2 separate regions of the Mus musculus genome follow, and region 1 is linked to region 2. The links are chromatin contacts, found by Hi-C or POLR2A ChIA-PET in ENCODE. All regions are on one chromosome and are shown on one strand. Each heading gives the region's core, a stretch centred on a gene start or an enhancer-like site at or near the end of the contact. The rest is flanking DNA. Distances are from core to core; before and after follow the strand shown.

The links. A loop is a pair of places that touch in the nucleus more often than their neighbours do. ChIA-PET counts read pairs that join two places held with the same protein, here RNA polymerase II (POLR2A).
Region 1: a loop to region 2 is called in a map of Patski, with 2.9 times the contacts of the local background. The contact joins the promoter of Mrps28 here to the promoter of Zc2hc1a in region 2. A Hi-C loop is called at or near these places in 1 of 37 maps with a recorded cell type or tissue (Patski). POLR2A ChIA-PET finds 5 or more read pairs at or near these places in 1 of 5 experiments (Patski).

Annotation. Positions count from the first base shown.
Region 1 is chr3:8,922,600-8,925,928 of GRCm38, forward strand. Mrps28 (mitochondrial ribosomal protein S28) reads right to left here and starts at 1,258. Exons shown (of 3, transcript NM_025434.3): 1 at 988-1,258. The coding sequence starts at 1,197. Gm52601 (a long non-coding RNA gene) reads right to left here and starts at 973. Exons shown (of 2, transcript XR_003954436.1): 1 at 875-973.
Region 2 is chr3:7,501,801-7,505,326 of GRCm38, forward strand. It overlaps Zc2hc1a (zinc finger, C2HC-type containing 1A), which reads left to right and starts at 1,626. Exons shown (of 9, transcript NM_173181.3): 1 at 1,626-1,727. The coding sequence starts at 1,712. It also overlaps the pseudogene Gm23592.

The DNA.
Region 1 (3,329 bases), core at 8-2,507, 1.4 Mb after region 2:
CCTCTCTTGAGCTCTTTAAATTCTATTTGTTTTGTCCAATTCTAATATGTTAAGTTTTTGTTATCTTTTTATATTTTCATTTTCTTATTTTAAAAGAACTCCTAGTGCCCTATAAGTAAAAATTTGTGTTTTAAGCCACTACATGTGGCAAAAATCTCAAAACTATGTCCTGGGGTCCTTCCCATCACTAGATCAAAGAAAAGTTTTGGCACTCAAAACTAAGATGACCCTACAATCCTGAGAAATAGCTACATGTGTACTGTTCAGCAATACCCACTAGAGAACAAAAACTGGAAATTCAGATTTTTCTTATATAACCCAACCTCATGTATACCCGAGTCTCAGAATTTTTAAAAATCCCAGCCTTTTGTATTTGCACTACTTCATGTATCTAAATTATTTTACAATGTTTTACACAAAGGGGGAAAAAACTATATTTTTAAAATAAAAGGTCACTTGCAATAAAGGAAAGTGAAACACTGACAGTTTAAATCATACGCCCAGTTCACAATAGCTTTAAGTGTCAATTCAATTAAGATGCTTGTGACAGGCCTCGAGCCGCCTTGTGGCAAGGCTAAGACCTGGAGTCGTTTTCCTCCAAGTCTGACGGGTCGCCCCACAAACCCGATGGATACCTGGCCCAGAATGTGTCACAAAGGTATGCAGAGAGAACCCACAGGAGCGTAAAAGCCATGGAAAAGGAAGAAAATATTAATCACACGCTCTGCTGCAGGTCAAGGGTAGAAAGCTACCCCCGCCGCTCCAGTCGCTCCTCTCCTCATCCCTAAGTCACCGGCATAGCCCATGACAAGAAGGACAGAATTCACCCCCAACCCACGCTGGCCCCTCCCTGGAGTCGCCGCCTGAGCCCCACCCCAACACCGACGGGCTCCCGCCCCACCACGCCGGCTCCTCCCAGCGTCCCGGGCTTAGCCCCTCCCCACGCTCGGCCCGGCGTGCGGACGTGGCGCCGCGAGGCCTGCTTACCAGTCGGAGCTCCGCCTTCCGCTGCAAGTCCGAGTGTCGCTCCAGAGCGCTCGCGAAGCCGCCTGAACGCGCCCGAGGAGCGGAGGAGTCGTGGGTTGCGCTCTCGGAACCACTCTCCGTGCTTGCATTTCGCAAAGGCTTGGAGAAGACAAGCGCTCTCAAGAAACGGCTCCCAGCAGTCCCGGCGTGGGACCTACACAGCGCCGCCATGACGCCTGCGCGACCTCTGACCTCTTCTGCACGCTTGCAGGTCAGGGGGCGGGCCGAGGAGAGCCCCGCCTACCGCCTTAATCCCAGGCGAGCCTACTAGTCCGGTAGTTTAAAGCTTGCCTCCCGCGGACGCCAGAGAGCGCATGCCTCCTGAGGGACGGGGTGACGCTACAGCTGCTGTACTACACGGTCTTCAGAGGTCTCCTTCGTTATCCTGTTAGAGTTGGAAGCCCTATGCTCACCAGCACCTCCTGTGCCTTCGTTACTCAGCACTTTCGAATGCGTCATGCTTTAGATTTGAAATAATTCTTAGTGTTCACCCTCCAGTTTTGTAAACTCCAGGAAGGAAGGAGAGATTGCCTTTGCAAATGGGCACAAAGTTGTTCCTAAAACTGATGGTAGGTCTGTCCTTGGCCACTTCTGTTGCCAGTCACATGCATTACAAAACCCAACAGAAGTTTTATCCTAGCTAGCTACCATCATTTCCTGTGAATTAAGCTTCAGAAATATGCTCAGGCGTAGCACTTCCACGCTCCCATACCCAAACACTTGATATTGTTTGTTTCTCCCCAGTGTAAATCCCCAGAATTTGTCCATCCACTTAAGAATCGAACCTAGTTGCAAAAGTGTTTGCCTTTTAAGTGGACCACTAGTCTAATCAATGTAATGTTAACCTACAGATTACTAAATCCAAGGGCGGGTGTCAGTTTTCTATGTCATTTGTACATAAATATCTTTTTTCCCCTTATCGAGGTCTCATGTAACCCATACTGGCCTTGAGCTCACTGCGTAGTTGAGGGTGACCCTCATCATCTGACCCTCCTGCTTCTCCCTGAATGATGGGACTTTACAAGTACTGTCACTACCAGGGCCAGGACAGAACCTCTTTTATGTCTTTGACTCTTAGTGTAAGTCTTCCTCAATGCTGCAGGTCTATTTTGACCTTAGAATGATGCATAGTTTTGTGGATAACTTACCACTCCGCATTACTAGTCACTGTAGGGAGTATCTCACAAATTCAGTAGGAGCCTGAAAAGTAGATTCCGCTTCAAGTGAGATCTCATTCTGCATACGCTCATTTCTGCTGACACTTAAGTGGATTCTTGTCGAAAATGTCAATCTCTATGGCTACTACCACTTTCAGTTCCTTTCGGAAACAGTGTAGCAAATTGTAGAGCTCCCTTTAAGAGCCCTCAGCAGTCTCAAGTAAGGAACTTTCATCCTGGGCAATCCAGTATCCCCGTGCAGATTTGGTTTTTCTGCTTGGGAAAGCAAGCTGCTCAGCAGTGCCAAGTTTAAAGAACTGCTTTGCAAACTTAAACTGTATCACTTCCAGTGCTTGTCTGGCATGGCAAGGCCCTAGGTTCAATCTTCAGGATAAACCCTCCATCTGGATGAACAGAACAAATGAAGTCCCATCTTTAAATCCAACAGACATGTTATATTCGTGTTGCCTAAGCTAGTGAATAACCCTGAAAGCCAGGCAGCGCCATGGGGAGGGGCTCTTAGTCTTCCTAGTGATATATGTACGCTCAGTGGACTCGTCTTGAAGCTCCCAACTTAAGAAGTATCAAATGAAATTAGAAAAGTGAGGATTCACAGGGCAGTGGTGATATACAACTTGAATTCTATCCCTCAAGAGGAAGAGGCAGAGGAATGTCTCGGAGTTTGAAGCCAGCCTGGTCTACAGAGCATCTTCAAGGCCAGCCAGGGCTATACAGCAAAATCCTGTCTCAAAATTACTTAAGAGAAGAAGAGGAGAGAGGAAGGAGGAGGGAGGAAGGAGAGAGTGGAGATTCATAGCAAACCATTTTAATTGGAATTTCTTTATACAGTGGATTGTGCTCATCTGAGAAGCCATAGGTTGTCAATAAAAAGCCTAACACCAGGTTTGGGACACCTCCCCTCAAGCTGATGGTCAGGGTTTTCCTGGAGACACCTGGCACAATACAGACAACTGTCCCTGCACTTGTTTGCATATCAGGACAGGGCAGTAAAACTCTGCTGAAGACACTATACATTCTGGTCACAGACTATGAAGAAACCAAGTTGGCCCACAAAACTTGGTTGGTACTCTCAGTGTACTAGGACATGCTGTGTGGGCTGAAATCATCAGCTGTGAACCCTGTGAA
Region 2 (3,526 bases), core at 376-2,875:
TCAGCCCTGGACACTGTATGCTTCCCCATCCCCCCACCCCTGCCCCCGACAGGCCCCTCATGCCAGACTGGTAGCTTTTCTGACAGGCCTTTTTCCAGAAATGTGAGGTAAATTATTCATGGGTCAGAACACTGAACTAGACATAGCTTCTCTCCTCTCTGCCATCTACTGGCAGACATGTGATATAGCAGCCACACCTGTAAGGCTTCTAGATGGCAGGGCCTCTTAAGGTACTTTTGTTATTGTTGCTATTTTTATTATTGTTATTGATGTTACTGTAGATTTTATGGCTAATAAGGCTTGTGTCCATCATCCTAATATTTGTCTAAACTTGCAATATGCAAAGTAAATGTCTTCTTTATTTTGATAATTCTTTTTGTGTTCTTTTTATTTTTTTGGGCATTCTTATGAAAGCTGTCCTCAACCTCATCTGATTTTGTCTTAGAAGCATGGCCAGGGGACTGGTGGTGGCGGGGCTCTCTACACCAATATAGGGTAACTAGGTTGGTTGCCTGCATGGAGGTCCCAGAAACTCAGAAGTCAGGGAAGCCCAGAGCAGAACAAGGAAAGGACTCATGAGATAATTGCAGAATGGAAGTTTCTTATACTATTCTGTACCAGACTCGGACTCTACGGTCTTCACACCCACTGTGAGCGTCTTCTCACAGATAAGACCTCTTGGCGTTTGCTTGTTTAAACAAAATCAGAGAGTTACTGACATATTTAAGTGTATACAGAATTAAGACAACTTTTGAATTAAACTGCTCAACAAGAAAACAGTGTAAGACTTGTTACGAACAAAATATATTGATAACTTAGTAATGGACACCCCAGAATCAGTAAACAATATGATTGGTTTATTCTTGCTAAGTAAAATTTTCGAAGAGTTTTAGTAAGGGTAAAATGTGTTAGACTGTGAAGCAAAACCGTTTGAGTGGTTGGATTCCATTTTGACTCTGACAGAAAGACACCTTTGTGCCTTGATAGGTTAGCTTCCCAGTTTAAAGCGCTCAGTACAGTACAGCCTTGATGAGATGCAGAACTGCAGTTGAGGGCAAGCATAGTGCTGGCCAGGGAAAGATTGTGCAACGGGGAAGTTTCATTTCTAATTTCGGGCCTAACTTTTTATAGTTAGAAAACTGTTTCAGAAGTTTGGCGCAATCTCAGTTCCACAGTCCCATACAGAAAATATGACTTACCTAGGAAACAATGTCTTAGCCCATAGAGCTGTGTCTGAAGAACAAGGCTAGAGGATGTTGCTTGATTTAAAAGGGCAGTGAACACGGGATGGTGCTGGACCAAGGCCCCCTTATCTTGTTACAAGAGCTCAGAGGGACCTGTTAAAAAGACATTCTCTTACTGACTGGAGATGAGGAGCTCCGAGATGCGGAGGCATTCTAAGCTGGAAAACAAGGTGTGAGCCTAAATGTGGCTGAAGTGGAACAAAGGCGTGTAAGGATCTCGGATTGCCAACAAAAGTAGCTGCGGTTTCCAGGGAGGGTGGTTGGAAAAACCTTGGTGGAAGGAGAGTCCCTCGGGAGGTGGCAGAAGGCGCAGCCCCGCCCTTAGTAGCTCCGCCCCTGTCACCCCGCCCCCACCCGCGCGGACCAATAGGAGGCCGGGATGTTAGAGTGTGGGAGGTGCGGCCGTGTTGCTACAGCAGGAACTGGGCGGCGGCGGGTGCTGCCTGCGGAGCCTGAGGCGGCGCGTCATGGACGGACTGGAAGGTGAGACGCGAGGGGGATGCGACCGCGGGGCTCCAGCGGGCCCGAGCGACCGGGGCCTGGAGTCTGGGGGCAAGTGCGGCCGGCCGGCCGGCTCTGCAGCGAGGTCCCCGCGCTCGCCGACACCCGGGGCGGAGCTGGCGGCCCCTTACGGGAGCGGTGGCCGCGGGCTGCCCGCCGGGCACGGTGCTCGACTTCACCGCGGGGTTGGAGCCCCCGCGTCCTCACTTCTGCAAGGCCTAACTACCATGTCGGGTCCTTTCTGGACCCCTGAGTTTCCTGTGGGCACTAGGTGTCTCTGGTCGAGTCTTATCTTTGCAAAGTGTATTCTTGGTTAAGGTTCGCGACGCCCGGGTCGCCAGCTCTTGCTGACCCCTCAGGACCTGCCCTGCCTCCAGCGAGCTCTGGACACACACCTTGGACAGTCGTAGGTCCATTCCTTCCATTTCTACCGCACCTTGCTCGGAGAGATGCCGGAGCATCTCCCAAGGAAGTGTCCCTGGCGAGCTCTACAGCAGGGACAATAGCTTCAACATTAATGGTTTATTCACGAGGACGGTCTAGGGAAAAGCCAGCTTTGCTTCCTTATCTTCACTTTATCCTGGTGCCTTAGCCATGGCTTCAGATTTTGTTTTGTTCCCAGTTCTTTCCCTTTCTTCATCCATTTTAATCCCGCGCTAGGACAACATTTCACTTAAAAAACAAAGGAAGGAAGAAAAAAAAAATCTTAACAGTGGTGACAACAGTTTCAGGATTTAAAAAGACTAGGGATCTTTCTGATATACAAGCTTTCAGAAAATTTGGATCCTGCTGCCTTAAAATAGTTTTTTTTTCTCTCTTAAAATTGTTTCACCACTTACTGTACTTGGAATGAATAGGGGACTTGATCCCTTCATTTTCTTGTATTATAGATAGTCAAATATTTCAGGACATGTTACGAAGTTAACAGTGGTAACTGATAACTCTTCCCCAGTGATTTAAGTGTACCAGAAAGAAAATATAATAATATGATTATGAATTTTATTTCACAATGATATTTTGCAGTTAAGCTTTCTCCAAACATCTTGAAGGTGATAAAGAATTCTAATAGATCATTTATGCTGCAGATTAGCTGTGAAGGTCTTGCTTGGTGTACCACTCAAATTAACATGAAATGAGAAATTGTAATGACAGCATACCTTTCAAAAATCTCCTATTTTTGGATACCCCTACAGGCAACTCATTTTAGTGATTTACAACTATACTAGTATAGGGACTGTATAGAGAATAGAGTTGAAACATAGGTGTGAAGACTTTACAACGCTATCATACTGCATGAAGAGTGTTTAAGAATACTTCCCAGATTTTTACTGATCAATATTTACAGTGAAAGAAATATTCATCCAATGTTTCACTTATTTATCTATGCATGCAAAGAATAAAAAATTGTCAAAGTTCTTGCTATCTAAATCAGAAATTTAGGAGAAATAATCGAATACTAGTATAATATACACTCTGTGTGTGTGTGTATGTATGTATGTATGTATGTATGTGTGTAGAACATAAGGATCCTCATGTAGTATGCAATGAGCATGATTCATGAGTCAGGTTTATGTTAAGCAGTACTGGCCCTTAAACTCTTTGATTTTTCTTTTCCTGAACAAACTAAGATGCCATCATTTCATGCATTCAATTATAATAAATTAGGTTGAAATATAAGGAAATCATTGTTTCTGTCTGGCAGAACAGGTAAATATTGGCAACTAAAAGTGATCCAGCATAGTTAGAGCTCAAAGTGTTCTGTTGAGTGGAAGAGCAGTGCT